Regions from separate parts of the Mus musculus genome. Here all the other regions are linked to region 3. A link is a loop called in an ENCODE intact Hi-C map of the cell type or tissue named here. Cell type or tissue: left cerebral cortex. All regions are shown on one strand. Links, peaks and the distances in the headings refer to the core of each region. The heading gives the core; the rest is flanking DNA.

What was found. Peaks named below come from ENCODE experiments on the same cell type or tissue, not always from the same donor. Only the 100,000 strongest peaks of a DNase experiment are listed, where the experiment ranks them.
Region 1: a loop joins it to region 3, with 4 times the contacts of the local background. A loop is called at or near these places in 3 of 42 quality-filtered maps.
Region 2: it touches region 3 in a loop (2.4-fold over the local background); 3 of 42 quality-filtered maps call a loop at or near these places.

Annotation. Positions count from the first base shown.
Region 1 is chr3:103,784,669-103,795,240 of GRCm38, reverse strand. Hipk1 (homeodomain interacting protein kinase 1) reads left to right here and starts at 3,966. Exons shown (of 16, transcript NM_010432.2): 1 at 3,966-4,246. In left cerebral cortex, for the core only: CTCF peaks have their summits at 3,839 and 4,172; DNase peaks (open chromatin) are centred at 3,867, 4,385, 4,644 and 5,071; H3K4me3 peaks cover 2,382 bases; H3K27ac peaks cover 2,072 bases.
Region 2 is chr3:103,803,226-103,813,797 of GRCm38, reverse strand. It overlaps Dclre1b (DNA cross-link repair 1B), which reads left to right and starts at 4,411. Exons shown (of 4, transcript NM_133865.2): 1 at 4,411-4,898; 2 at 5,561-5,726; 3 at 6,222-6,404; 4 at 9,743-10,572. The coding sequence starts at 4,710. Ap4b1 (adaptor-related protein complex AP-4, beta 1) reads right to left here and starts at 4,281. Exons shown (of 10, transcript NM_026193.2): 1 at 3,741-4,281; 2 at 1,489-1,713; 3 at 891-1,021; 4 at 391-538. The coding sequence starts at 3,853. Gm15471 (predicted gene 15471) reads right to left here. Exons shown (of 5, transcript NR_040412.1): 2 at 10,042-10,198; 3 at 9,475-9,546; 4 at 8,766-8,870; 5 at 5,358-5,584. In left cerebral cortex, for the core only: no CTCF peak of the experiment used is centred there; DNase peaks (open chromatin) are centred at 4,307 and 5,233; H3K4me3 peaks cover 2,210 bases; H3K27ac peaks cover 1,535 bases.
Region 3 is chr3:103,908,215-103,918,786 of GRCm38, reverse strand. Ptpn22 (protein tyrosine phosphatase, non-receptor type 22 (lymphoid)) reads right to left here. Exons shown (of 21, transcript NM_008979.2): 20 at 9,329-9,406; 21 at 6,535-6,811. The coding sequence ends at 6,747. It overlaps Rsbn1 (rosbin, round spermatid basic protein 1), which reads right to left and starts at 4,667. Exons shown (of 8, transcript NM_001356556.1): 1 at 3,634-4,667. The coding sequence starts at 4,336. In left cerebral cortex, for the core only: CTCF peaks have their summits at 4,523 and 5,371; DNase peaks (open chromatin) are centred at 2,989, 3,468, 3,698, 4,362 and 1 more place; H3K4me3 peaks cover 3,664 bases; H3K27ac peaks cover 1,978 bases.

The sequences.
Region 1 (10,572 bases), core at 779-8,778, 120 kb after region 3:
ATCTCTCACTTTCTTCCCTTCTTTAGTCCTTTCTTAATTTTTAAAAATTGTTATCATATTTATATGTGTGGGTATTTTGCCTTAACATATGTCTGTGCCTCAACATATGTGCCTGGTGCTCTCAGAGGCCAGAAAATACCTTTGGATCTCCCAGAACTGCAGTCTCATGTGGTTGTGAGCCACCTTGTGAATTCTGGAAATCAAACCCAGTCCTCTGCTGAGCCATCTCTCCAGCCCTCTGCACCTGCCGTTATACAGGATCTCACCATGCAGTTTAGACTTGACTCAAATTCATGATCCCCCTTCCTTAGCCCCCGAGTGCTGGGATCACAGGCTTGTGCTATCAAGGCCAGTTAATGACATAATCTCACACATTAAAATGACCTTCCACACTGCTGGCAAATCCCATTATGTTTCTCTAATGAGGTCCATTTATCATTCTTTCAATTTGTTTGTTTATTGTTTTTAGTCCAGGCAAGGTGGTGTATGCCTTTAATCCCTGTATTCAGGAAGCAGAGACATGAAGATCTCTGAATTCTAAGCCAGTCACATCTATTGAAATCTTCTTTCAAAAAAGTAAATAAATACATAAAACAGAATAAATAAAAATATCTATGTGTGTTTTTTGCAGCATGTATTTATACGTATCACATATGTACTCAGTGCCACATGGGAAGCAGTAGAGGGCATTAGAGCCCCTGAAACTGGAGGTACAGATGACTGTGAGTTCCCATGTGGTTCTGGGAACTGACTGTGTCCTCTTGCAAAAGCAGCAAGTGCTCTTAACCATGGAGCCATCTCTCTACCCCAGAATTCATTAAATTGCTGCTGAGTTGATTTCATTTTATTTTATATTGGTCTCTCTGTATAACCAGTTAGCCTCAAACATGTTATGTAAATCAGGCTTGCCTCCAGCTCAACAGAGATCACCCACCTCTGCACCCTGAGTGCCAGTGTTAAAGGTGTGTGCCAGCCATCGGGCAAGAATTTTGTCCTTTCTCTTTCATTCCCCTTCCCACCCAAACAGCTAGCAAATTCTGTGAACTCTAGAGACAATCTTAAATCTCCCTGCTCTTACCATTTCACCTCTACCACCCTTGTCCAAGAAACCTTTGTGTCTTCTCTGAGCCACTGCGGGCATCTCCTAAGCACTCACCCCGCTTCCTCCCTTGCTCCTGTCTGCTCCCCAAACACACAGTCTCGCACAACTTATTTCAAACCACACTAGTTCTCTGCTGAAATCCTCTAAAGGCATTTGCTCAGAATAGAAGTCAAAGTTCTTTTTTGTGCTCTTTTGAAACTGGATCTCACTTTGTAGATCTAGCTGGCTTGGAACTTTCTATGTAGACCAGGCTTGGCTCAAATCCACAGAGATTATCTTGTCTCTGCTTCTTGGGAAGTGACTTTAAAAAAAAATTTAGTTTTTGAGACTAAGTCTCAAGTAGCTCAGGCTGGCCTTGAAATCCAGATCTTCCTGTCTCTCCCTCCCAAGTGCTGGGATTACAGGCCTGTGCTACCAGGACTGACTAAAAGTAACTTTGTACCTGCAGCACTGACCACAGCCCCAGTCCTTCTCCAGCTGCTCGCTCTTGTCTGAGAGAGGAAGTACTTGTTCTGCCCCTTTCTCCACTCACTGACCTTCCCACTACCATGTCCTGCTCCTCTGATCAAGCCTCTGCTTTTCAAAACTCTTGAGTCTACCTGCCTTACCAATCCTGCATCCAGTTAGTTCCTTTAGTGTATAGGCTGTGCTGTTTCCTCCTTAATTTCCAGCAATGTCCCGCACATAGGAGATACTCTATAGATTTGTTGAATGGAAAACAGACTATGCAGCACTAAACTTTGAAGCTTTGTTGACTGAAACATGCTTAGATATTTTCTTCTCTGATGGTCTTCTCTGACTCCATTATTCAAGTCATGTATATTTGTGTGGCATTTTTCCTCACTGGATTGAAAACTCTGGGGGGGGGGGAGAAGACTACATCCTACTCATCTTTCATCTGAACTGGTATCTAGGGAGTGTCTGGCATAAAGCAGTTTGTTGGACGAATGAGTGAATGACATTAGAGAGGAAAAAAATACTACACTTTTAAACATTCCCTGAAGACTGAGACAGATTGAAAAAAAAAAAAAACAAGTCAAGAACAACGAAAACAGAGACTAATTATATGAAGAGCTGGTACAAATAAACAGGTAGGTGACAGGGCTGAGTGAGAATGCAGGAGTCAATCAGGAAAGGCTCTGACATGTAACATCTGAGATGTTTTCAAACACAAAAGAGACATAACTTGAGAGTAAATGAAAAGCCAGTCATAGAGTTCTGGTGAGGTAGGGCAAAATGAGCAATTCATAACTAAAGCTTGTTTGTTAAGCAGATCTGTTTAACACCAGGCCTTTTTCTTGGCTATCTAAGCAGGCATGTTCATTCATTCTGTGTCTTGGTATTTCCAGGGCCAGCCCAACATGAGGACTTTATGTTCTCTAAACACTCAAGAAAGGAAGTTTCTGTGAAAATATGCAAGGGAATCTGTCCTGTGGGATTGAACATTTTGCTAACCCTGGCTCTCCAGGGAAATGAACTTCCTCCCCATTCCCAATGTTAAGAGGAGAAACTCAAACGACTTTCCTTAAAAGGTATGATAGGATAGCCTAGAAAACATTTTGTTAGGTGAAGATCCAAAGAAATCATGGATGTATGAGTGAGGACTGAAAAATATAACTGATAGAAAGGCCTCTCCTAGACCTGCTCTCTGCTCACAGGACACAGGTAAAAATCTATGGTGGTGGATAGTCAGTTAGGGGTTCAGACTGTTCTTGTAAGAAAGAACACATTTTCCATCTCCTCCTCTTTCTTTTTTTTTTTTTTTTTTTTTTTTGGTTTTCAGAGACAGGGTTTCTCTGTGTAGCCCTGGCTGTCCTGGAACTCACTCTGTAGACCAGGCTGGCCTCGAACTCAGAAATCCCGCCTGTCTCTGCCTCCCAAGTGCTGGGATTAAAGGCGTGCGCCACCACTGCCCGGCACTCCTCTTTCTTTTAGGTAGGGCCTCTCTATGTAGATCAAGTTGACAAACTCACAAGAGATCCATCTGCCTCTCCTTCCAGAATCTTGGGTTTAAAGGCATGAATCCTGGGTTTAAAGGCACGTACCATCCTACCTTACTCTTATAAATACTCGACTCCAAGAAATGTTTCTCATTTTAAGAACCAACATTTTACAGCGCGGAAGGCATATCAAGTCCCACAGAATCTCTTGAGGCTGAGTTGGCAACTGTCTACTAAGATAACCTAGTTTTCAGGGTCATTTTTCTTAAACATTATGCCAGGTCCACTTTCCGGAATCCACCGCCTTTCTACCCTTCGTGGAGGTAAGACAATTTTTGTTTACTGCATGCATGGAGGAGCTGAGTTCGGATATTTTATTTCCTAACAGATTCTACGGTGGGAGCGCTTCAGCACAGGGAGGCATCTAAATCCCTTATGCTGCCCTGAAATCGACATGGCAGCAAACAATTTAAGTAAAAACTGAGAATTCTAAACCCTCAGAGTCATCCCCAGGTAGTCAATGTCTCCCTGCGCTGCCCAATCGCTGGGATGTGATTGGGATGTTGGGGGAAAATCACACTGGTTTGGGGTGATGTCACACTAGCTGAGATGACATCTAACTGTAAGAAACCCGACCGCCACCAAACGCCGGTTAAACGACCTCGGAGACTGCTGTGCGGAGAGGACTGGGAAACCGGTCCCCACACACTGTCCACGCTGGCTCCCCACGGAGGCCCACCCACACCCGCGGCCCGGGGCAAGATGCAGTGATCTCAGCCCTCCCGCTCCTCCGCACTTCCGCCTCAGTAGGTGTCATGGCGCTAGGTGGCTGAATGGTTCCGGCGAGGCGGGGCCGGCGGGATGGAGGCGGTCGCTCGGGGCTCCACTTGTCGGGTCTGGTGACAACGGCGGCTGCGGAGCGAAGGGCCGGGCCGTGGCCCCGGACCGCAGGGGAGGCCGAGGCGGGAGCGCTCGGCGCTGAGGCGGCGGCGGCGGGAAGGGGCCGGGTGGCAGGGCAGGCGGGAGGCTGGCGAGGCTCCGGCCGCAGGACGGGCGCGGGGACGGCTCCGGGGGGCGGGGGCCGGGGCCGGGGCCGGCTCGTGCGGGGGGTATGATGACCCGGCTGCGGGGCCCCGGATCGCCTCTCCTCCGCCGCCTCCTCGCGGCGGCCCCGACTCGAGGCTGAGAACTACACACACCGGCGGTGAGTCAGGCTCGGCGAGGGGCTGGGGTCGTGGACTTTGGGAGTCGGCGCCCCGAGGTGGGACGGAGCGAGCCGCAGACTCCCTTGGGTAGCCGGCTTGCTTGGGGTGCCTCTCTCGCCAGGCCCCGCGCGGCCCTAGGCGCCTGGTCGCGAGCGGCCAGGCGCGACTGCGTGCCGGAGAAAATGGGCAGCTCCCCCTGCCTCCTGCCTTTCCCTCCAGATCGTGTTGTCCTCAGGTGACAGGGGTCCGTCTGGCATCTCCCCACCGTACAGATCTCCACCCCAACCGCGGACTGCGGTGGCAGGTTCTTGTGCTTGTGCGTGTGCATGTCACCCCACTCCCTGTAGCTGTAGTTTGGGCGTATTGGTGCCTTTGGGGACCGGGAAACCGCATCTAGAGTAAATCGTGGTGGTCGGGCTGGTATGGAAGCTTTTCTGTTCTCTTGGTTCATGTTCTGTAGTCTTTGAGTATGTAATTTGTGATGGTGGTAACGCTGTGTGGGGACCAGCCCACCTATATGTTTATCTCTGCAAGGCAAAGCTAGAGGTCTAAACTTTTGCAGTCCGTCGTCGCCTTTAAAGCCAAGAACAACAAAATCCAAAACATTAAAAGATGGAAACAACCAAAAGCCTTTGGGTAGGACCCACACTATAAACAGCTCTGTAGGGCAGCGTCCCCCTTTTGTGCTTGGCAACCGAGACCTAAAAACTTGGTCTCTAGGAGCGTTGGTCTAACCTCCAGTTTGTTGTGGTGACGAACCGTGAGCAATGGCCTGTGTGTTTATGCTGGGCGCGTTTTCTTTCCTGTTTGGGAATGGGTACTGGAACGGGAAGCCGGAGAGGGGGTGGGGGCAAGCTCCAGTAAGTGAATCTTTTCTCTACATAACCAGTGACTCAGTTGTGGATACTCATAAGATGCGCATTCTTGTCTCTTTGGTGACACTTTGAGAATTCTCAGTAGTGTAGTGCAGCCACAAACAAGAGTTTCAAATGTAGACTCCGTTGCCCCAGTCCGCTCTTTATCTTGTTTCCTAGTAACTGATGAAAACAGCAGCATGGCTTCCTGCTGTAGACGGAGTGGGGTTAAATTAAGTGGCGGATGGCCTCAGCAAAACCTACAATTTTGCTCTTGTTTGTGTAAAGCTATTTTTGATTCATGGTCTGTAAGATTTTGTTTTTTTTGTTTTTTTTTGTTTTTTTTTTGGTTAAGATGATAGAGAATGCAAACCATTGCCAATTTTTTTTGGGGGTGGGGGTTGCTCAGTTAAAAGCCTAAAGCTTCCTGTAAAACATTTAAAAACCTAACGACTCATTTTACCTCATCACTGTTATTCAACTGGTTATTTTAAGACTTTGCATGCAATTTTCTCAGGACTCAGTGTTGCAATGTGATGGAGTCTTTTAGATACTCTCCTTGGCAGCACACACCTTTAATGCCAGCACTCCAGAGGCAGAGGCAGGAGCATCTCTGTGAGTTCAAGGCCAGCCTGGGTCTACAGAGTGAGTTCCAGAACAGCCAGGGCTACACAGAGAAACCCTGTCTCAAAAAACCAAACCAACCAACCGAACAAACGAAAAAAGATACTCTTCTTGGTTTGAAGAATATTTCGGTAAAGTTTTTGAGATTGAAGCTAGAGGCTGCCAAACCGGTAAAGCAGCTGACAAAAATGTTGGCGCTGGTTGGCAGGTCGTTTTTTTGATAGCGTCCTGAACAGTTGATCTCTGGACATTGTAGTTTACAGATTTTAGAGCAAGTTGATCAGTAATGAGATTTAAAATCAAACCAGATCTTCCTCCTGAAAGGAAAAAAAATCAGAGTTGACATTTCTCTGGAAAACAGAATTCATTCCTTTTTTGTTTTTGTTTTTATAAGCACAGAACTAGCAATGCTTTGTTGGTAGCGATCAGTGAGCCAGACCTGCCTGTGAACTTACACTCGGAACTTGTGCAGCGTGTTAGCTTTGTATTTTAATTGGTTCTTTTGTAATTTGAATAACTTTGTAAGCCTGAGCAGCCTGATCTGTCAACTGTTCTTTCTTTTGGACTGTGTGACAACAATCTGTGTTTGTTACAGACCTTTCCCCTACTGCTTCTTAGCCAGTTTCTCTCCTTACAATTCATGCCATTTTGGACACAAGTTATTAAAATCATTTCCTTGAGCTAACACTTACTCTGATTTTCTTTTTGTTTGCTGTAAAGAGCACAGGCTAGTGCTCCGTTGACCAGGCTTGATCCCACTCCTGAGCTGAAGGGGTGGTCCTGCCCCAGCCTACTGAAAAGTCATGGTACCTGGGATGGGTCTCTTTTGGTTTTGATTTTGTCTTTTATCGTTTTTTAGTTGTAGAAATTCAGTTAGTATATGTAGCATAATGTATTTCTCAGTAGTGTATATTTGTTACATTTTGTGTATGCGTGCCTGTGACCGTGCGCACGCATTCAGGAAAAAACAAATTTTGGGAATTGGTTTTCTCTAATGTGGATCCAGGGGATAAACTCATTTTTAAAGGCTTAGCAGCAAGTGCCTTTACCCAATGAGCCATTTTGCTGGCCCTCTAGTGCCTTTTATACTTTGATTTTATTATATTTTATTTTTTCCTTTTTTGGGTGCCATATCCAGCAGCTGTCTAAGGGTATTGAATCCCCTGTGGCTTCTTTTTTTTTTTTTTTAAAGATTTATTTATTATTATATGTAAGTACACTGTAGCTGTCTTCAGACGCACCAGAAGAGGGAGTCAGATCTTGTTACAGATGGTTGTGAGCCACCATATGGTTGCTGGGATTTGAACTCTGGACCTTCGGAAGAGCAGTCGGGTGCTCTTACCCACTGAGCCATCTCTCCAGCCCCCCCTGTGGCTTCTTTAAAGGCACCTGGTACCGTATTTTCTTTGTTACTTTATGAAAGGAACCAGCATTTTGCTCATTAGCTCTGGGTAAAACTTATTTGGCCTTTTTTAGTTTCTAGAATTAGGGATTTAAGAAAGATTTTTTAAAAAGTAGCTGTAAAAGTCAAGTACTGTCTTTTTTTTTCCTGCTTTTTCTCCAGTCAAATACACTTCCTTCCTTTACACAGGTACTCGTTTTCCATATCCCTTGTAGCCTGGCAAAGGTATTTTATTGTTTCCAAAAGAGCCTCGGTGTACTTCCCGTCTGCCAAACCATTGTTACCTTCTTTAAGCCAGGCTTCCTTTGGATCTTTGCTGGCTGATCTGATGGGGCCCTCACTTGCTATTATTTGTGTTTTATGGTGATCTCTACTTGTTAGTCTAACTCTGTTCTTATGTTGGAAACTCTTAGTGCTGTCATTTTATTTCAAACTTTATAGCCTTGTTGACTGTATCTTGTCTACATAGTAAGATAATACCTTTCCCCAATACTCTTCTTTTATCGCTATCGATTTGTTATGCAGAACCAGCAGGTATTGAGACTCGGGAAAGCACGTTACCCAGAAGGAAAGATCCTTTAGCCAGTTTACCAAAACAGCAGAGCAGTTTTTAAATGACTGAGGTTACACAGCTGTAGGTGCTCTCCTGGCAGCTAATATCACCTTTCCACACCCTGTTTTGCAATACTAGTTGGGAAACTTGCTTGTAATCCGCAGGCCCGAATGCAGGAAGGAAGGAAATACTACTGCAAAGGGGTGGCTAACTTGTTATGCAAATGCTGTCCTTCGGGGTTTAAGCTTAGTTTTTTGCCTCTGTGTTACTATGCTTACAGCAGTAATATTTTATCACAGACAAAAGACTAGTTTGTCACATGTGTTTCTCTAATTCAGTTGGGATCATTGCTGAGATTCCCTTACATTTATGTCAGGAGCAGTAGTGTGATCTTCATAGTCAGTCATGTTAGGAAGTGATTGACACATACTGTAAGGCAGCCATTATGATGGATGATAGTGATGCAGAAAGGAAGAAGAGAAAAATAACGATAGTGGCTCACTACCCTGCTACTGAGGACCACCCTTACAGAATTTAAACTTCAGAAAAGAAGTTGGCTTTTATTTTTAAAATTATTTTTAAAAAATATTTATTTTATGCATGTAATTACATTGTAACTGTCTTCAGACACCAGAAGAGGGCATCTGATCACTTTACAAGATGGTTGTGAGCCACCATGTGGTTGCTGGGAATTGAACTCAGGACCTCTGGAACAATAATCAGTGTTCCTAACCACTGAGCCACCTCTCCAGTCCGTCGTAAACGATTTTATACATGCGTGCGCACACCCGGCAAGGGACAGCTCTCTTCCTCTGTGGTTCTGGAGATTAATCTACTCAGCTATCTCACTGCACCCGAAGTCACCCTTAAAATTTTCTTAGTTTTATTTATGTGTATCAGTGTTGTGCTTGCATGTGAATATGTACCATGTGTATACCTGGTGCCTAAGGAGATCAGAAAAGAGTGTCAGATTCCCCATAACTGGAATTGCATATGGCTGTGAGCCATCATGTGAGACCTGGGTACCGAACCCTGGGTCATCTGCAAGAGCAACAAGTGAGCCAACCATGGAGCTGACTCTTAACTTCCACCTCTGTCCTCAGAGGTCAACTTTTAAATAAGTCTAAATGGTGATGCTGGAAAAAGTTAGAGGAACTACCCCTGCTTGCCTCTTTGGGTTCTGCATCTGCCTTTCCCATTCTTCTGCTACACAGAAGATACAGGCTATACACAGAATATCACTATCTGTGTACCAACTGTTCTTGGCTATCATTTAGATCGCTGTTTAAATGCCAACACCATAAAAAGATTTCCTTGACCACCATCTCGTGTTTTTTTCGTAGCTTATCACTGGTTGCATATCTATCTATCTATCTGTCTGTCTATCCATCTGTCTATGCATGAGTGTTGGGATGTACAAACTATCCCTCCTCCTCCTCCTCCTCCTCTTCCTCCTCCTCCTCCTCCTCCTCCTCCTCCTCCTCCTCCTCTTCTTCTTCTTCTTCTTCTTCTACTTCTTCTTCTTCTTCTTCCTCTCTCTCTCTCTCTCTCTCTCTCTCTCTCTCTCTCTCTGACAGCATTTCTCTGTGTAGCCCTGTAGCCCTGGCTGTCCTGGAACTCACTCTGTCTTCTCTCCCTCCCTCCCTCCCTCCCTCCCTCCCTCCCTCCCTCCCTCTCAAGACAGGGTTTCTCTGTCTAGCCCTGGCTGTCCTGGAACTCACTTTGTAGACCAGGCTGGTCACTGTGTCTCTTGTGTCTAGAACAGTTCCTAGCAGCCAGGCAGCCAGGTCTTCGGTGTATGCTTGTTAAGGGACTAAGTTAAATAAGTGTAACTATAAAGGAGGTCTGTGCTATGGGAGCCTTTCAGGAGCCTGACCTACTATAAAATAGCCCTAGGGAAGACTTCTGAGTATTTTTATCTGACTAAATAATCTAGTAGAGGAAAAATTGTTTCTGTTTTATGTAACAGCCTAATTGTAAATGTTCTATGTCAAAGTGGTGTCCAAGCTTATTAATCTGCTCTCTGCTGCAGGGCCACTCACAGACCCGGGCTTCTTCCAGCTTGTTACTCTACTAGTACTTGGGTGTCATCTCAGGGTAGAAGCTTGGATCTCTGAAAGCCTTATTTTATGCATTGTTCTCAACTGGTGAGGAAGACTGGTCAACATAGTCTAGCCATGTGCCTAATAAAGGAGAAAGTAGATTTTTAGACAACTCAGCAAGCCTAACACACTGAAGTAAGATTTATGTGGCAAAGAGAAGGCTAAGAAGGGACATGAAGTTCAGTTCAGGAAGAGCAAGCACATTATACATGAACAAGCACATTCTTCCAAGCACTGAAACTTAGGAGAGTGTGCCCTGGGGAAAGAGTGGATAAAATAAAGCCTTGAGAGTAATCACAGGTCGGACTTTATAAGGTGTGCTAATTAAAAAAAAAAGAGAGAGAGCTTTTGGACTTTATCATGAAGGCTTAAATGGTGGGACAGATGTTTATTATTTTTCCAGATGTGCATTTTTAAGCAGGCTAGTAAGTGAAGAGTGACCTGGAAAAGTGAGCTCTGACAAGATGCTTAAGAGCATCACTTGGGGATGCTGTGTAGGCTGTCTGAGAGGTTCAGAAGGTGAGTGTTGAGTGAGTAGCGTGGGTGGGCTGGAGGAGGCTGAGAGGAGTCAAAGGTAGTTAGGGTTCTAGCTTAAGAACTCTCTTCCTAAATTTTCATTTTGCGTTTATGTTTGTAGGTAAATGTGTAGAGACCAGGTTGATGTTGTGTGTCTCTATTAGTAACCATCTTCTGTTCTGAGACTGGGTCTTTCACTGAACCTGGAGTTTGCCGATTGGACAGAGAGCTCCAGGGATCTGCCCATCTCTTTCTGACCCAGCCCGCCTGCACC
Region 2 (10,572 bases), core at 1,374-9,373, 100 kb after region 3:
ACAAATCTCCACAGCATGTTCCTACTGTCTTTACATATCAGGACATAGTAAGTCAGATGAAAAGAATTCTCTCAGTGAAATATAAGGCAATTGATAACTGTGGTAAACTTGAAGTTACTTCTGGGCCAGTAAGATGGTTCGGTAAAATTTCTTGCTGTATAAGTTTAACAATTTGAGTTCTATTTCTGGAACCCACTTAAAAGTGGAAGGAGAGAACCAATTCCTCTAAGTTGTCTACTGAGCTTCACACTTATGCCGGGGCACATGTATACCCAAATCCACATCACCACCACTCCACCATACACAGTAATAAAGGAAGGCTTAGTTTAATGCATCAACAAAATCCTACCATGATTCATATCTCATTAAAAAAAAAAAGAGCATCCGAACCTATTTAAGAGATGGTGGGCAATGGGCTTATTAATGACAACACCTCCTTCCTGCTTTAAAATTTCCTCTAGAGACCTCAGACAGTTCACAACCACAATTGGATCCTGGTCACGCAGAAGACTGTACAACTCATTGACGAGAGCACCATCTAAAACAGAGATCAAAGATTACAGATAAAGAAAACCTTGAGTCATAGTGACAGAACCAGAGTAACAGCTCTGGCCAGACAAAGCTACCACTCTGCTAAAAGAAACAACAAAGGCAGTGCAGATTAACATCATTTGGGATATAAGAGGGATGTACAGATCAAGAAATAAACTTCATTTGAAGACTGAAAATAGGAGCCAAATATAAAACAAATGGGCACGCATCTTATTTAGAAAAATGCAAAGTAGTGTAGACACATTATTATTATTTTCTACCAAGCAACATAGTTTTTTTCCAAAGTTATATACATAATAGAGACACAAATAAATATTGGGCATAGTGGATGGTCTTACCCACTTCAGAGTCTCCGTGAAGATTATGCATTTTGGCACAGCCGAGGACTGCTACTCTTCTGACATATGAAGCTTTATCACGCAGACCGTTAACAACAGGCTGCTGGATATATTCCTGCACACCAGGCATCCTAAGAGACACATCCTGGAGTCAGTCAGATCTTGAAATAATAGTTTTGACAAAATTAAGTTCTTCTTCAATCATCAGAGGTTTAGTTTAAATACTATTTAATAGTTCATGCTTGAATGTATATCTACTAGATCAAAAGAAATTGGAGAAAGCCTCTATCAAACTTAATAAGGCATAATCTGACTTTTCATCTGTAATGATGCTGCACACCCAGCACAAGTTACAGTAATGACTCATTAAACATTTTTAACCAAAACTCAGAACTATTTCACCAAGATAAAGGAAAATCACCTTTAAGAAAACCATGAGATACAGTTTCGAAAGTCGAAGTTAATGGCTGAAAATCTGAGTTCAAAGTAGAACAGTCCTTATTTAGTATTCAGGAACTTAAGCTGTCCTCACTACAAATCTGCTCTACAGTCTCTTATAGTCACCAACCACTGAGAACCAGGGTATCGAAGCACTCACCTGAGGCTACACATACTCCGTAGTGCCAGTCCTCGAACCATTGGGTTGGGGTCTGAGCAGTCTTTGCAGAGCGTATTGATGGCCAAGAGTGCTAGATCTGGTTTTAAAGGTGCGTATGTGCCCATATACAGATAAACCAACTTTTTCTGAACAATATCTACAGTGGCACTGGCCTTTACCATTTCCATGAAAACATCAGACATGTCCAAGCCCTGAGTCATGTGCCTGTCACAAATACACAGAGCAGAAAGAAGTAAAACACACAATTCCCAATCTGTAGGAAGAGTTGTATTTACATGTGCTCTGGCTAGCTAGCCAAACTATGAGCTTTTAGAGAAATACAATTGGGTCTACTTTGTCTATTAATGTTACACAAAACTTCCTATTAAGAGTCTGCAACTGTTGCTCTCTATTCTCACACTGTTGAATCCTTAGTACATACCAATGGCGTGATCTGGCAATGGTACACTCCACTTTAACATTCCAGAGATCATATGGGGACATCATCTATAAGAAGGTACACACTAGAGAGAGCTCAAAGGTTAAAAAGTATTTTGTTGTTCTTGCAAAAGAGATGGGTTCAATTCCCAGCACCCACATGACAGTTCATAACCACTGGTAACTATAGCTCCAGGAGATCTAATGCCTTCTTCTGACATACACAGACACCAGGTACAAGCCATACTTGTGGTACACTTACACATGCAGGCAAAATGCTCATAAACATTTAAAAAAGCAGGGCTTGGTGACCCACACCCTTAACCCAAGCACTTAGGAAACATAGGCAGGTGAAAGCCATGTTCAAAGTTCAAAGCCAGCCTGGCCTACATAGTAAGTTCCCAGGATAGCTAGGGCTGTCTCAAAACAAAATAAAATGAATCATTATCTGTGTCACGTTTTCCAAATGAGCTGGTCACAGAGCTAAAGCATTCTGTGAAGAAGCATTTTCTGACTTCCATAGTGGCTTCAGATGTTTAGGAACTCAAGATCAACTAAGAAGTCAGCTAAGAACATCACTGATTTGAAAAAAATCCAGTGTAACTACTTGAAGTAATACACAAAATACAGACCAAGAAGATCCACATCCACATGCCACTATGGAAGTCAGAAAATGCTTCGTCACAGAACGCTTTAGCTCTGTGACCAGCTCACTGGGAAAACGTGACACAGATAATGATTCATGCTAGGAGGCACGAGCAAGAACTAAACATTCTTTTTGTTCCTTGGGTGGCATGATAAAAAATTTAGATTTCAGCCAGGCGGTGGTGGCACACACCTTTAATCCCAGCACTTGGGAGGCAGATGCAGGCGGATTTCTGAGTTCAAGGCCAGCCTGGTCTACAGAGTGAGTTCCAGGACAACCAGGACTACACAGAGAAACCCTGTCTCAAAAAACAAAAACAAAACAACACAAACAAAAAGTTTAGATTTCATTCCACTGATTACTGTTTCCAATGTTGTGGAACCAAACTACTACAATCAACTGAGACTGTTTATTTACAATACAGTTCCTGGATTCTATCCCATCCTAATGAAATCAGAATTGATCCCTAGATCACGATTTTTTAAAAAAGGACCCCATGGGACTTTTGTGTCCTACCTACAGTTTTGAGCTACAACTATAGATTAGTTACACGTTCAAACATATATAATAGAAAAAATCCTAACCAAAGTGAGGAGACAAGGCTACTTATTAATAAACTACCACAACAGGCTTTGGTAATTACAGCCTGAGCCAACAACAGTACAACTTTAAGAACAAGAATTGATATTTTGAATTTTTCATACCACCTGACAGTAGACAATGTTTTCAAGGTTGACTAGCAAGCTTGGTAGGGTGCCTGGTGACATTCATAACACAAATACAAGCAGAATAGTAGGTTTAAAGAGGAGAAGAATGATAGTATTATTTTGGTCATATCTTTGATGAACTATCCAAGTCGAAATGTAAAGCAAGCAGAAAGATATACAGGTCTGAATCTAGAAAAAAGGGAGAACTGTTCTACGTTAAGTCATTGAACCAGGAGTCAGCCGCAATTGCTAAAGCCTGTGGTATGAAGGAGACCTCTCAACTGGGCATGGTGTTCCACACGGAAGACTGAGATGACAACCCAGAAATGCAGCCTCAAGGCCAAAAGATAAAACTGCCCTTCTTTAACTTTTTCAGAGTGATCGCAGAGCTCTGAAGAGGATTAAAAGTGGGGCCGGGGGGGGGGGGGGGGAGTTAGAATTCTATGGTAGGTTGGTGATACCTAATAACTCGCTGGATGACATTCCGGTAGCGCAGCCTATCAGCCTGAATATGAGGGTTACACAGAGCCTTCTTCAGTTCCTTCACCACGTCCTCAGAGCCAAGGTATGGCATCGTCGCCAACACTCACGGGACAGTTTCCACAGACCCGTAGGGAACTCGTGGGCTCCTCCTAATTTCGATGTGGGAGCCTGAATAAAGGAGATGTAGTCAGTGAAAACACTAACGGCGAGATGTCACTTTGCTGTGCCTGCCCCCCAGGGCGGAACACATTCTTGGGTCCTCGGGCGAGCCCCGACCCTTCAGGAGCCGCCCGGAGACCCACAGGCCGTTGGCTCTGCCCAGCAGATCTCAACTCTCTCTAGGCCCAGTTACGAATTCTACACTAGCAAAAGGCCAAAGACCTAGCACAGCCTCCTCCCTGGGAATCTAGTCCCAGTGGCCGAGGACACCCCAGACAGCTTCCTGCGGAAATCCCGCCCCGTCGCCCTGAGACACAAGGAGCAGCTTTCCGGGTCGCGCCGAGCGCCGAGCGCAGGTCCGGGGGGGGGGGGGGGGGGGCACCGACCTCCGGACGCCCTTCCCCCACCCATTCTCCCCCTCGGCGCAGGCGCGCAGCTCACTGTGTGAGCGCCGCGGCCGGCGATCGGAAATCAACTACTAGGGTCTGTCTCCCCGCCGCCGCGCGAGCTTTGACAATGTGGGGACTGGGCCCGAGCTCCAGCGCGCGGTTGTGAGTGATGCTCTCCCGACTTCTTCCGCGTTGGGCGCTTTCATCCTGATCGTCCCGAGCGCGGCCACCTTCTTTTTTCTCACTCTGTCTACTAATTCCGTTTCTGGGATGGTTTTCCTTTAGGGCTTCTGGACTTGTTCCAGAGTCCACTTGTCATTGGGACGCTGTCGTGGAAACCTCACTCAGGAGTGCGGTTCCCGCGAAGACCCCACTGGGTGACACCTCAACTCTGCCACCATGAACGGGGTCGTAATCCCCCAAACGCCCATTGCTGTGGACTTTTGGAGCCTGCGCCGTGCCGGTTCGGCGCGGCTCTTCTTCTTAACCCACATGCACTGTGACCACACGGTGGGTTTGTCTAGCACTTGGGCCCGGCCCCTCTACTGCTCTCCCATCACTGCTTGCCTCTTGCATCGTCGCCTGCAGGTATTGGGGCTGGGATTTGATCGCTGAGACCTAGTCCAGGAATCTGGGTGGGGACTTCTGATCTGTCACAGTTTGGGGGATTACCGAGTGGGAGACATAAGGACTGAATTTTTACAAATGTGGGAATTGATCCCGGAATGAGACTGGCTTCTAGTTAACTACCTGGAGGTTTTTAGTCAAGGAAATGATTCCTATCTTTTCAAAAACCAGTGCTTTCCTAATTTGCATTTAAGAATCTACCAGACTGTTCAGTGATAGAACACTTGTTTAGTGTGTGCAAGAACCCTAAGTTAGATCCCCAACACTCATTGCCCGCCCCCAATAATTCATCTAATGTGCTAGATAAAAACACATATTGTCTAACATCTCCTCATCTTGTCTGTGTCAGTAGAAGTGGCTGGTGTGAGACTGGAACTTTTTTTGACAGTTGTTTCCCACCCATGGCTGGGATTATCATGATAGGAGAAAGTGTGAGAATCTTTATTTAGACTGTTTTCAGATTCTGAGTTTAAATCTGTACAAAGGGTGGGAGACAGAAGAGGAAGGAGAGATTTCTTGGGAATCCTTATAACAGCTTACATGAGAGTGGTTCAGAACTCGGTCAGCTTTCCTTGATGAAAGAGAAGTCTATGGTTACTCGGGTGACCAACTGTTTTCCTCAGGTGTCTAAGCACTGGATCCGGGCCCTGGAGGTTGGCGAGAGTCATGTATTACCTCTAGATGAAATTGGGCAAGAAACCATGACTGTAACGCTCATAGATGCCAATCACTGCCCTGGTTCTGTCATGTTTCTCTTTGAAGGATACTTTGGAACAATTCTATACACAGGTGAGCCTCCCAAGGCATTCCTCACACTTTATAGCTACCTTTACCCAGAAAGATAGCTTTATCCCATACAGGCACAGGGACCCTTTCCAACTGATTTCCTACTTGACCATCCATCCTTTACTTTGTTAAATAAAATCACAAGAGCAAGAAAACAAGAAAGGCATGTTGGTGCTCGCCTTTGATCCCAGCACTTGGAAGGCAGAGGCTGGCTGATCTCTATGAGTTCAAGGCCAGCCTGGTCTACTTAGTGAGTTCTAGGACACCCAGCCTATGTAGACAAACCCTGTCTCATAAGAAAAACATCAATCAAACAGAAAATCTCCAAGAGTGGGAAAGAGACATTTTCACAAAGAAACTAGACTGTACAGTTCAGTGCCAGGACAGTTTTTGCATAAACTCGTAACCAATCTCCATCTGCTACTGAAGGTAGAAGAGGCTTGTCTTCTAGCCTTTGTTTTTTGCCCACTTCTTATACCCCACATATTATTCTTCCAGGTGATTTTCGATATACACCATCCATGCTGAAGGAACCTGCTCTGATACTGGGGAAACAGATTCATACTTTGTATCTAGACAACACTAATTGCAATCCAGCCCTGGTTCTTCCTTCCCGACAAGAGGCTACTCAGCAGATTGTCCAGCTAATCCGACAGTTCCCACAACACAACATAAAAATTGGTGAGCGGTTTCCCTTTTTCTTCCATTCATGCTTAGTGAATCAAAATTCTTTGAAGGTCCTCATTGTTTTCCAAATCTTTGTGCCTTGCTCACCTTTCTTGTAAAACTACTATGGTTATCTTATTTAAAATTGAACCTCCCAGCTGACTTGGTGGCTCACACCTTCTATCCCAGCACTCAGGAGGCAGAAGTAGCCTGGTCTACATAGTGAGTTCCAAAGCAGCCACAGCTCTGTAGAAAGACTCTTATCTCCAAAGGGGAAAAAATGTGAACTTGCCCACCATCCTCACTCTTAAATTCTCATCTCTTCTCCCCAGCTTTGTCGTTAATTAAATCCATCACCTCCCAGTGTATTCTGTACATTTTAAATATGCCTCTGCTGCTATATCCCGCAACACACAAATGTAAACTCCTAAACAAACTCCAAAAGAAACCCTCAAGGATTGGGCAGTGGTGGCACACGCCTTTAATCCCAGCACTAGGGAGGCAGAGGAAGGCGGATTTCTGAGTTTGAGGCCAGCCTGTTCTATAGAGTGAGTTCCAGGACAGCCAAGGCTACACAGAAACCCTGTCTTGAAAAGCAAAATAAAACAAAACAAACAATAAAAAGAAATTTTTAAGAGGACTGGAGGGATGGCTCAGTGGCTAAGAGCACAGGCTTCTCTTCAATAGGACCCGGGTTCAATTCCCAGCACCCACATGGTGGCTCACAACCATCTGTAACTCCAGTTCCAGGGGATCTGAGGGCCCCTGGATACATGTGGTACACATATGCACTCAGGACCACACACATACATATAAAATAAATAAACATTTTTAAGAAGAAGTAGGAGGACGCTTTGTCAGAGAAGTAGCAGCCAGTGCGACAGATACACAGAATGCAGGGAGGCTGAAAAGGCAGAGGAGTTGGAGTGGAACTGAGCAATCTTAAACTTGACTGCAATCTCAATAAAGAGCTGCTGAGTGGTTTTAACTGGAAGAGGAACAGTATTCCACTTAATTGTCTCCTAATATAGATTTCACAGTTTCCATATTTATTCCTTTTAATTTTTACTGTTTTTCTGCTAGAATGTAGGTTCTACTATAATGAGGCTCTATATTTCTTAGGGTGCTATCTCAGGCGCCTATACAATGCCTGGAAAAGAGGGAGTCAATAAATATTTGCTAAGTGAATTTATGATTGCTGTGCTTTAAATAGGTGCATTAGAAGACCAGCTGTTTGCTTGTTCAAGTGACTCCACAGCAGTATACAATATTTTGGGGACTCTTTTGAAGTTGCTTTTTAAGAGATAGTTTATGAAAATCAGCTTTTCTTATTAAAAAAAAAACAGATTTTGTTCTAAATAATTTCTTTGCTTGTTCCTAAAATTAAAGGTCCTTAAAAGAGGAAAATGACTATCTTAAAGTATATGTCCTAACTCTGAAAGGAGTTTCAAATTTGACCTTAAATAAAAATAATGAAAAAACTATACACCTACCAGGGTAACTACCAAACTGATTGAGAAATATTCCCTACCCTCAGGATTACTCAACTCTTCATGAAGAAATACTATGGCTGACTATTCTTGAAGTTTAACATGCAGAATTTTCTCAAGAACAGCACAGCTGGTTAGGAGACGGCCTGTAGTAGGGCTTGATTAATTTTGCAAATATATAATTAGCCCTGTAATGTAGCACTTACCTAGTAGGCAATGGGGATATAAATCTAAATAAAATATGGTGTCTGACTTTGAGGGCTTCTTGTCGTTTTAAGGTAGGACCCAGAGAAGGAAAAAGATGTACAGAAAGCAGAAAAACAACTACATTTTGCCTCAAAAGTGAAATTTCAATCATAGTCAAAGGGAGTGGATATAAAACAAAACATTTTTGTAAGGAGTTAGCAATTTAGTTGTGAAACAGTGAAGTCTGAAAACAACTATTAAGTAGCAACTCCCATGTCTGTCACCACAGCCATTGCTTAAAGTTCAGGCCTGCATTTTTTTCTTTGTGAGTATCTTTTGATGGAACTTCCGCTTCCCACTTCTCATCCAGGCATTTGACGGTCCTACTGTATTATTTTTTATAAAGACATAGTATTCTGATTATTAAAATCTTATCACTTTTCTACCTCACACTCTCCATCCACCCCCATTTCATCTACAGAATTTTCAGAAGACCTTGGCTGGCCTTCCTAGTGATTTATCTCCCTAATCACCTTGACTTTGCTTTTTAGGTGGTCCCTCTTAAGATGCTTTCCACTCTACCCTGTCTCTGCTGTTAACCCTAGCCATCCTGTAAGATAGCGCTCAGCTTCCTTTCAGCCAAAACCATCTTCCATTAATTTGCAAAAATGACAAGCATGAAGGGAAAGAGGAAACATACCTGACGTATAATCTCTAAGCCTTTTGGAAAGCATGGAGTTTTTCCTTCAGCACGTCTGTGTGAATGTTCAGGCAGGGAGATATTATTGAATCAAGTGACTGCATACTGTTCAAAAAGGAGTGGCCTGTAAGCGTTACAGTGGCAGAACTGAAGAGTCTCTAGTGTCACACAGCATGCTGTTGGCATTGTTGTAAGCAGCAAGGTACAGATAGGATTCCTGCTAGGAGAACTGATACACATTGAGCATGTGAAGCTCTGTGTGTCGTGAGAACACACAGAACACGTGAAGGAAAGGGATCAGCAAAAGAAAAGCTGAAGAGGAAGGGAGCTGAGGTCAGTAAACTGCCTGCCTGTGCTGTCCAGAGAGCCACACTTTGTGGGAACTGATGGAGAGGAGCCTGAGCTGGTCTATGACTTCATGGCTTAATAGATAAGATATAGAGAAATAGATAGCCTCTAGATTGTATGGTGAGTTTCTTTAATTAGATGGAAGTGTGTTGTTCTTTTCTCCCCAAAGAAATACTTAAACTTTTCCCCACCCATCCCCCAAAGTGGACCTGGCCCAGCTGTCACCTGTCGTTTTACAGAAACTTTTCCTAATTTCATCACCTGGCAGCTGCTGCTCTTCTGTGCCTTTTATGACACTTGTACCTGTGTGTGAAAAACCACCCTTCACTACATTGTTTCTGAGTCTGCAGTTGGATGGTACCTTGGAGAGATGAAACCTTCTTCATCTGTTTCCACAGCGCTTGATGCTTGGTAGATGCCGTCTCTTGTTGAACTGAAAAGAAAAAAAAAAAAAGGATTTTGTGTGCACCATACAGGCATCTGCTGTATATCTTAAATGCACCTTGATAAACTTCTTGGATTGCTACATAGATATTATGTATTTTTGCTAAACATTGGTTGATCAAGAGTCTTAATAGCTTCATTCTCTTCTTTCTCTTATTTCCTCCAACCCCTTGGACATAATTTAGGACTCTATAGTCTAGGAAAAGAATCACTGCTGGAGCAACTAGCCCTTGAGTTTCGGACCTGGGTGGTATTAAGTCCTCAACGCCTGGAGTTGGTACAGTTGCTGGGCCTGGCAGACGTGTTCACAGTTGAGGAAGAAGCCGGGCGCATCCATGCTGTGGACCATACGGAGATCTGCCACTCTGCCATGCTTCAGTGGAACCAGAGTCACCCTACCATTGCTATTTTCCCCACAAGCCGGAAAGTGCGCAGCCCTCACCCCAGCATCTACACCGTCCCGTACTCTGACCATTCATCTTACTCCGAGCTCCGTGCTTTTGTGGCAGCGCTGAGGCCTTGTCAGGTGGTGCCCATCGTCCATCAAAAGCCTTGTGGAGAGTTCTTTCAGGACAGCTTGAGTCCTAGGCTCGCTATGCCTCTGATTCCACACTCTGTGCAGCAGTACATGAGTTCCTCCTCTAGGAAAACAAATGTGCTTTGGCAGTTAGAAAGGAGGCTCAAGAGGCCAAGAACTCAGGGTGTTGTGTTTGAATCCCCTGAGGAGAAAGCTAATCAGGTTAAAGTTGACAGAGACTCAAAGAAGCACAAAAAGGAAAACCTCTCTCCCTGGGCTGGGCACCTTGAGAGGCTTTGCCCCCATCCTCTGCAGGCCAGGAAGCAGTTGTTCCCAGACTTCTGCAGGAAAGAACGTGATGAGCCAGTCCTCTTTTGTGACTCCAACAAGATGGCGACTGTGTTGACTGCCCCACTGGAATTCTCAGTGCAATTACAACCTATAGATGAGTTTCTCTTTCCAGAAACCAGGGAGAAAATTGGCTTAGAGTCCCCATTG
Region 3 (10,572 bases), core at 1,481-9,480:
TCCTTAGAAGTGGGAACAAAACACCCTTGGAAGGAGTTACAGAGACAAAGTTTGGAGCTGAGATGAAAGGATGGACCATGTAGAGACTGCCATATCCAGGGATCCACCCCATAATCAGCATCCAAACACTGACACCATTGCATACACTAGCAAGATTTTATCGAAAGGACCCAGATGTAGCTGTCTCTTGTGAGACTATGCCGGGGCCTAGCAAACACAGAAGTGGATGCTCACATGCTAATGGATGGAACACAGGGCTCCCAATGGAGGAGCTAGAGAAAGTACCCAAGGAGCTAAAGGGATCTGCAACCCTATAGGTGGATCAACATTATGAACTAACCAGTACCCTGGAGCTCTTGACTCTAGCTGCATATGTATCAAAAGATGGCCTAGTCGGCCATCACTGGAAAGAGAGGCCCATTGGACACGCAAACTTTATATGCCCCAGTACAGGGGAACGCCAGGGCCAAAAAGGGGGAGTGGGCGGGTAGGGGAGTGGGGGTGGGTGGGTATGGGGGACTTTTGGTATAGCATTGGAAATGTAAATGAGCTAAATACCTAATAAAAAATGGAAAAAAAAAAAGACTAATGAGCTAGCTTCAAAAGACCCCGAATATACAATATTCTCAAATAACAAAATTATAGAGATAGACTGGTGGTTGTTATTGGGTAGAAACAGAAGAGAGGGTAGGGAGACAGTGCCTAAGGATATGAAGGGAAGTCCATGAGAGATGTTTCTGGAGAGTTTTGTGCCTTGTTTACAATGGTGGTTTCACAAATCTACATATGATAAAATGGCACAGAAACACACACACACACACACACACACACACACACACACACGTCAGTTTTTTCCTGGTGTTGGTATTATACAATAGTTATATAAGATATAACCACTGAAGAAAACTGGAAAAGGAAAAGGGCTTCTCTATGTTATTTTCTGTGAATCTATAATTACTACAAAGTAAATTGAAAGTTCCCAAAAGGGGCTGGTGAGATGGCTCAGTGGGTAAGAGCACCCGACTGCTCTTCCGAAGGTCCGGAGTTCAAATCCCAGCAACCACATGGTGGCTCACAACCATCTGTAACAAGATCTGACTCCACTCTTCTGGAGTGTCTGAAGACAGCTACAGTGTACTTACATATAATAAATAAATAAATCTTTAAAAAAAAAAAAAAAAAAAAGAAAGTTCCCAAAAATCTTAGAATAAGCAAAAGGACAAAATTCCTTTGTAAACAACAATCTACTTTATTAGAGGTGTTTACAGGACCAAGCACAATAATTAATAAATAAATAGATAGACAAATAAAGCAAGCTAGTTTGAACTGCCTCCCATGGGCCAAGCACTATTTTAAATGACTTCCATACACTGCCCCAACAATCCATATAACAACCATATGAATGAAAATACCTCAACCTCATTTTACAAACAGGAAAACTGGGGTTAAAAGGAGATTAATTTTTTATCTTGATCACACAATAAGTACTAGAACCAAAATTTACTTCCAGAGCCATGCCTCCTGAACCTGAAGATAATAAAAATAAACAAACTGTGATTTCTTTTTTTTACAAGTATTGGTCCAACTATTCAAAAAGCTTAAACTAAACAATATTAACACAGTTTATTGTATACAGAAGCTTCAGTGTGGGTCAGATATCCAGACCACTCCCGGACAGGTTTCCTCAAATATACCTGACCAGAGGGCGCAATTTCCCCCAGAATTTATACAGTTTGGGTATACAATCCAATCCTCTCTAAACCAGAAGTGAAAAGTGTTCAAATAGCCTGGTTTTACCCATTTCTCTTCTTCGTGTACTGGCAAAAAGCTGTACAGTCCAATGTAGTAGCCATGAGCTGTATGGAACATGTTGTATGTTACAGTAAGATAAAATTTCAGTTTCTCAGTCACACAGTCACATTACAAATCTTTAAGTGTCACATATGGCTACCATATTCGACAACATAGATATAGAATATTTGCATCATCTGAGAAAATTCTATTCATCAGCATTACAGAATTGGTTTTGATTTTAAAAGAACACGGGGCCTGTACAGTCTTCCGGGGCGCACACTGTGAATTACTACACGTGTCAGCACCACCCTCCCCCATAAAGGGGAACTGAGAGATCTCAGATCATTTCTAGTCAGCTTACTGACTGCCTCTGGAATGAGAATTGTCAAGGCAAAGGAGTGGAGAAAAGGAAGCAAGGGAAAGAAAGCCAAGCAGACTGCCAATAGTGATAAAGCTTTAACTAGCATTTAGGAGTCTCAGCTTTATGCCAAGGACACTAGTATTCTCTCCTACAGCACAAATTTAAAGAAAATGATTATTGAAATGTCCCTGTGGCTGTGTATGGACACACACCAGGGAGTATGAGGAAAAAGGGTAAAAATATAAGCTACTCCAATATGCAATTATTTTGAAAACTGGCATACCAGTCAGTTTGCCACAGTTATACTCCTAAAGATGGTATCTGGATACCACCAAAGAAAAATATAGATGCAGTTCTGTCCAGTGGAAAAGTGAAAACCTATTATTTCACCTAAACATACACACACACACACACACACACACACACACAAACTGGTTAGCATTGTGAGTAAATATATGGGAAAAATCCAAGACACTCGAAATTTTAGAATCAAAGACTAACATGTTAATAACTGGAATTACCCAGTATTCGAACACATTAGTGTGTTAGTATTTACTGATTATGACTATTATAAGTTATAAATATATACAAAGTATAAATATGGCATAACCAAAACCCTGCTTCATTTCTTCCATAAAGAATATAAATACATGCTACAAGTATCTGGCAATAGAAGACACCAATTTTGGCCAACCTAATTCATCTCAAAAGCACTCTTAGTCCTACTTTTTCTATGTGAAAAACCTTTAAAGACTGCTGGAATTGCAGAGATTCTCAAACAGTGCTCTGGCAAAATGAAATGAAACTAGAATCTACATCTGCATCTGCATCCTACTGCACGCTTCCTTCCCTTCAGAGATACGGTTGGTATACTTCCTAGACTCAGAGGGTGATAAAACCTTCCTCGAACCAATCCTAAACCATACTAACAATTAAAAGGGCTAATATTTTTTTTTAAAAAACTATTTTTACTACGTCTAGCTGAAAAATAAACACCGTAAATGATTTTTTTAACCTCGCCGAAGCTAAGGCAACCAGTAGTTGTGTAACCTCTTTAAGAATTCAAACTCAGAGCCCAGAGTCAAACCTGTAAATATGCTGGTGCCAGGAATGAGAAAAACTAAAGATTTCCAAGCAAGAGAACAAGAAGGGACTTTCAGTGACAAGCCTTTACTTCAGAAAGGGAGGTTTTAGTACCCCACCTACTAATCCGATGCCAAGCACTGCGCGGCGCGGAAACCCTGCCGAATTTGAAAATAAATGTTGCAAAGGCTCCGGGGGAACTGCAAACAGGGATGGAAACTGACAGCTCGGCCTCAGAGAGAAGCCTCAAGTAGGTCAAACTGTGGCAACCGCCTGCAATCCCGAGTCCACTCCAGTGGGCTCAGGGGAGTAGAGCGGCGTCTTTCAGTCCTAAAGGGGCGGGATATGGGCACTGAGACCTACAGCCCGAGCCCCAGCGGTTCGCCTGCTCTCACCTCTCTTGGGGGCCTTGATCAGAGGCACCCCTCCGCTCCTTTCGCCGTTTTCCTGCTTGTCCTTGTGCTTGAGATCGCCCGGAACGCAGGCGCCGGGGTCACCATCGGAGCCGCGGTGGTGATGGTGCTTGTGCCGCTCCTTGTGGCCCTTATGCTTGGGCCCGGCCGCGCTCACCGTCAGAGGCGAGAAGGTGAAGAGGGCCGAGGTGCCCGGGGCCGGGAGCGGGGCAGCGACAGTGGGCCCGGCGGGTGCCAGCGACGGTGGCGGCGGAGGCGGCAGGAGCAGAGGTTCAACAGGGCCCGGGACGGTTGGGGCGGCATTCGTTGGAGGCAGCGGCCCGGGATGTTGGCGGCTACGACGCCGCCGATGAGGGGGAGCGAGAGGGGGGTCCTGGCTCGGCCGCCCCCGCTTCTCCTGAGAACCCCCGCTGCTCGCCCGGCGCTGCCGCTTCACTCCCCGCGGCGAAACCCCAACATGGGGTTTCTCCTTCCCTTCTTTGTCCGGCTCCTCCTGCGCCGCCACCGCCCGTACTACGCGAACCGCTCCGACCTGCGCAGCCATTTCACCCACAAACACACATTTAAATGGCCCGACCGCCCCCCCGTCCGCGGTTCGCGCAAGCGCTGCCCGCGCATGGCCCGCTGGGCATTGGAGTCTCTCCCCCACCCTCCACTGATCGGTCGTTCTCGTAGACCTGAACATGCCGGAAACGGCAGTTCCGACACCTCTCCGCAGACCTCGCCAACCGAGCTTCTATTGTAAAGCACCCTGGACGCGCAAGGCCTTGCGGGAGTTGTAGTTCCACCGCCCTTCGCGTTCTTCCCCCTCCCCCTCCGCCCCCACTTTGCTCTCTGAGTGGAGGAGCGGAGGGGAGCGTGCGCCTAGGCACGCTTCGGGGTGCCACGCAACTGCCGCCCTCCGGCGAGTTGCCGCCAACCGCCCTAACCGCCCAAACAATGTTAATAGCTTTCAGAGTCTCGCCGTGTGTTCAGGCGCTCCACTTCCAGTGTTCCTCCTTCATCTTGCCCGGAGGTGGTCTCCATAGTGACTTTTCAATTTCGTATTTCTCCCCATAGCCTTTGTGAGGTAAAAGAATCTCCAGTTTACCCTTGACAAACCAGGAGGAAAAGAATTTCGGAATATGTAAAACGACGGTTTCGCTGTAGAACATTGTAAAGCTGCTATTCAGAAAAGAAAAAAAAAATTTTTTTGAAGCATTTCCTATAGCACTGCTGTGGCGACCGCTGCAGGCTCAAGGCAGGTGCAAATGTTGCCTTAGGCGTTCCCTGAGCGCAGCTCCGCCTTGCCAGAGTCACTTTTCCCTCCAATTCTTGGAAAGGTAGAATCCAGCATTTTTGTTGAACATACAGCTATAGTTAACAACAAAAAAAAATGTCTCGATAGAAATTTTTAATTTTTTTTCAACCCATACATATAAATTTGCAAATGTGAAAAGCGCTGTCAACCTGACACTGTTCGCCAGGAGATGGTGTTTACTCAGAAATCCGTTTTGAGTTTCATTACTTTAGCTTTTTACCTAGAATTGCATTTAAGTCCTTGAGAAAGCTATTTGGAAATAACCGACTACAATGATGTACTAGGCATATAAAAGACACTGTGGTTTAACACCACTAGTTCCCAGAGAAGTAACTTAGGCTGAGTGAACTTCTGTAATAAAAGTTATCGTTTAAAATAGAGAAGTTCTTGAACACCTACTGGGTATACATTGTACTACAATAAACAAGTAACAATACAGGTCAATTTGCCCTAGCATTTGGGTTTCCCAACAAAAAGTATTAAAGCGCAAATAATACTGTTGCTAGGCTGTATTTTCATAAGTAAAAATATTAAACTGATAGGGAAAGTAAAGCCAACCCTTTACAATAATAAAGAGCCATTAAATTATTTACTGTATAAAACTAGATTTGAAATATAATTTACTTAGAAGAATCCATAGTCATATAGAAATACATTTTCAAATCACCAGTACCTTTAAATGGTTGTGAACATAAATTCGTTTTATGTGGACACGTTTATCTATAGGGCCTTTTCTATGAAGAACACACTATCAAAAAAGAAAGTTAAAGTGCTAACAAAAAGTAACCGCTGTTGATTTTTTTTTCTTGAATTGGTAAGTGAATAACTGGGTAAACATACATACAGTTGGACACCTCATAGCAATACAGAAGTGATCACTGCCGTTATTTGTACATCATCTTTCCTTCTTTTACGCAACAATTGGGGAAATTGAGGAGATACACTCCGTTTAGACATTTAGTCATTTTCACAAGCAGTACTGCAAGCACAAAGGAAGGAGTGCTTTGTTTTCTAACTAAAACCTTTAGTCAGTCGTGATGGAGCACGCTTGCAATAGCAGCGGTCTGCAGCTTGGAGAAGGATCAATAGTTTGAGGCCAGCCTAGGGCTGCATAGCAAAATCTATTTTTTAAAGTTATTTTTAATATTAAGGCAGTGTATAAATTTAGTTGAAGGGTCGGAGAGACAACTCAGATGGTGAATTAAGTGCGTTTAACTACTTTTGCAGAGGACCCTGGTTTAGAACCCACGTAGCAAGTCACAACCTGTTATTCCAATTCAAGGGATTTGGTTCTCTCTTCTGGCCTCGATGGGCACTACACACAGGTGCTGTACATACATGCAGGCAAAAACACTTGTATACATAAAAATATTTTAAAGAGAACGTTATGATCAAATTCTTACAATTCTATTGAAATTAATGTTTATGCTGGACTTGTGTGCTTGTTACCACAGCCCTCCAAAGGCTATGGAGGAGGAGACATCATCTCAAAATAAAAATTTATATTTAAAGAAAATTCATATATAGAAAGAAAGTAAAATATAATAACTTTCAAACGTGAAAAGTAAATACACTTTGAAGCATAAACTGAAGTACAAACTTTATTGGCAGTTCCCAGTGAAATATAAGGAATATGAAAATACAAGTTTGCTGGAAGTTTGTCACATATTGCTTTCCTTTTCAAGACTATTGACAAAATATATCCTCATTACTGATATTATTATTATAGCAGTATTCAAGTAGCTTTATCTGCAGGTACAATTTTAACAAATATTCTTATAAATCCAGAGGTGCGTTACATATTCCAAGCTGATGGCGGGTTCCTTGGTCCTTTGGGTTTTGAAAAACGATTTCCGAAACCTGAGGACAAAAATAAAACTGAATGAAGATGGGTATTTTTATACACAGAAATTAATACTTGAATTTTAGAGTATAACATTAAAATTTTAAGCACCCTTTTTGATCAATTTAGTAATAGATTGTGGAGGCATTTTAGTAATTAAAGTTTAAATGAAAATTGAATATTTTTGTTGTACTGGGGATCAAACTATGGGCCTTGCATAGGCTAGGCAAGTGTTCTGCCACTGGAGCACACCTCCAACCCAAATACTACTAATATTTAAACTTAGCGCATTTACAGATTAACTAATAGTACTAACTATATGAAGAACCCTGGTTATAGTAGCCTGTAATAATTAAATATATAATACCATTTATCTGTTTTATTCACCCACTGATCACAAAACAAATTTCACTTTTATAAAATTAAGTGTGGCATTATTAAATCTAGTTCTGTATCTATGCAGCCACAGAAACTCCTGAGTTTACTAAAACATTAAGTTTCAAAACTTATAAAATATAAGATAATCCTGAGAAGAAGAGGTTCTAAGTGAGTTATAATTACTTTTCTTCCTGAAATGCACCTTCCTTGCCTCCACAATGAAGAACATGAAAATCTTTCATATAAAATAAAAGCTATTACTGGGTGCTTTCAAAAAGAATTTCGTGATGAGGACATTTATTCTTTGTCACTAGCGATGTAGGTCTTGACTGTGGTAGATTCTCAAAGCATCTTAGCAACTTTGGTGCCTTAAATTTAAAACCGAAGGGTTTGAAAGAGGGAGAACAGAAGATGAAAAACTCAAAGATCTTTCTGGTACTTGAATTTCATCACCTTCCCTAGTAACTACTGATGTTTACAAGTCTAAAACCAAAACTACAGTAGGCCAGGAATGGTACCAACTACTTCTAATCCAAGCACACAGGAAGTTAAGCCAGGAGGACCACAAGTTCAAGGCCAGCCTGGCAAGTTCTGCAAGATTCTCATGCATAGATACACATATACTCATACATACAAACACACAGACACAGAAACACACAGACACACAAACACACACACCTATATGCCAGAGCTGGAATAAACCCCTCATATTTATTAACTAGTAATTTTAAATGTTGGTGGAGGTGTACAGAGCCTAGCTCATGTAAACCTTACTCTTTTGATGATAAAGAGAAGGAAAATATTCAGATGAGGTAGTTACACATCACCATCATCTCCTCAATACAGGCGCCTTTACTATAGCCCATGCACTGCGCAGAGGGGTGAGGACTTGCTGTGTCCTCAGTGAGAACTACAGCTTCAAATACCTATATCTGATCTGAGTCACTAGCTAATTCGTAATACTTTAAAACAGCTGTACACTACAGGTTTCCGAATATAGGTCAATTCAGCAAAAAGAAACCTGAACCATATGCTTTTTTTCCCCTCAACTTAGGGGGTGGGGGCATTTATGACATAGCCCTGAACTTATGATCCTCCTGTCTCACCCTTGCATGTGGTAGGATTACAGGTGTGCTCCATCTGAGGCAACTTCAATATTTTTAAGTAACATATTCTTATAATTTTTATTGCCACTGCTAAAGGAAGCAATGAAAACTAAGTGCTTTCAAGTATAGCAACTTTGACATCTAGGCATGTTTGAGAAGAAGCAACATGGATACAGCTAAGATTTCATTCCAGGGTATACACAATGTAAAGTCAGATGATCCATATGTCACTCAAGTGATGTAGAGAAAAGAAGGAAGCAGAAAACGTCTGTTGCCAAGGCAAAATTACGTGTTTTTTCATAGTTTATACAATGTTCCATCTGAATGTTTTAAACTAATTTCATACAAATTTTAACTTTTCTCTGGTTTTGTGAGACAGGGTTTCTCAGTGTAGCGCTGGCTGTCCTGGAACTCACTCTATAGTCTAGCCTGGCCCCAAACTTAGAGATCCACCTGCCTCTGCCTCCCAAGTGCTGGGACTAAAGGCGTGCGCCACCAACATCCAACCAAATCTTACTATTTCAATTGTAACCATTGAAACATGGAGTGGATGAAATGTAAAGGAAGTTTTATAGCTAAAGAAATAGAGCATTTATAGTAAACATTTTCTCAAAATGAGACAAGGACTATAATAACAGAGACTGATCTCTCAGTTTCTGCTTCTTCCTCTGAAATAAAATTATGTTTGGGCAATTGTATGTCTGCCTAGCAGTATTAAATTTTCTAACCGTTCCTACAATTTTAATTTTTAAATTTTATTTAAATAAAAATGAAATTTTGTTTAAAACATATAAAAATAATTTTTTTCTATGTGTTTTGATGTTTGGCTTCATGTATGTCTGTGCACCATGTGCTTGCAGTCCCTGCAGAGGTCAGAAGTGGGCATTAGCTTCTCTGGAACTGGAGTCACAAGTGCTGTGAGCCACTACAGAGGGCTTAGAATGGAGCTTGGGTCCTCTGGAAGAATATCCAGTGCTCTTAATCACTCAGCCATCTCTCCAGCTCCAGATTATATACATTTTTAACTCTGATCTAAAATGATACACATACCAAAATTCAGAAAGGAGCTGGAATTTTTTGGCTGAACACGTTCTGTAGGCTTGCTTGGTGAGGAAGAATTACAAACACCTGTAATCAGAGGAAAAATACATAGGGTAAAGACTGACAAGAGGTTTAGATTATAATTTATTTCCTTGCATGATCATTGAAATTAAACATTTCCTCCAGAACAATACTCCAAAATAAATATATCAGTATCATATTGAAAGTGTTTAAATTGTTGAAATTATATTTGTATATTATAACTATGATATGGAGAGGGGGGGAAAGACCTCAGTCTGCAGGCATAAACTCACTATGGATCCCATGACAGCCTTGAACTTGTGGCACTCTTCCTACTTTGGCATCCCAACTACTGGTATTACAGACCTGAACAACCATACCAAACGAGTTATTTTCTTTGCAAACAGAATATATAGCAATACCCAAAACCAAGGAAATGGTGTGTCACAAAACCACTAAGTTAGGACTCACATTTGGCCTTGGAATTTATCTTTGTCCTCTGATGAGTCATAATGTGCTTATGATGTTTCACATTAATTCATCTATGGCAAGCTGAGGTTTTTCTTATATTTCCCTCGACTCCTAAATCTCCTGTACTTTCCAGCCAGTTTTCCTCATAGATGATTCTAAGTTAGGGCCATAGTCTCTCAAAGGCATTGTTATATTTCTTGGTTCGCTATTGTATTTACTATGTGTAGGCATATAAAAATACATACATATAAAAATACATATGTTCCTAACACCTTAATATATACATATATCAATTCTTGCCCAGTTCTACAAGGAATTTTGTTAAACTGGGTCTACAATTGACATGTGCATGGTCTTACAGGAATAAAGATTTCTCAAGTTCATGTAAACTTTCTCAAAAATAGCTTATAAGTAAAGAGAAATTACTGCCTACTTTTTTTGTTCTTAACATTTAAAAACATAATGTGAGAACATATATGTGTTTACATATATGTAATATTAGGCTTCTAGAAGCATCTAGAACATTTCCTTTCTGGAGAATACTTGAGTATGAATCTCTAGAATAATAGCAGACTTCAGGCATTTCCAATTAAATACACACTTACTAAATACTGTGTGTCAAGAACTGGGCTAGGAACTGAAGATAGACACGAACACAGTTGGATGAAGGGAGGGATGTACAAGGATATCAATAATCTCTACATGTGAACTGAAAGTATTTGTCCCAACGAGGAATATTAATTATTTCTCCCTTCCTTCCT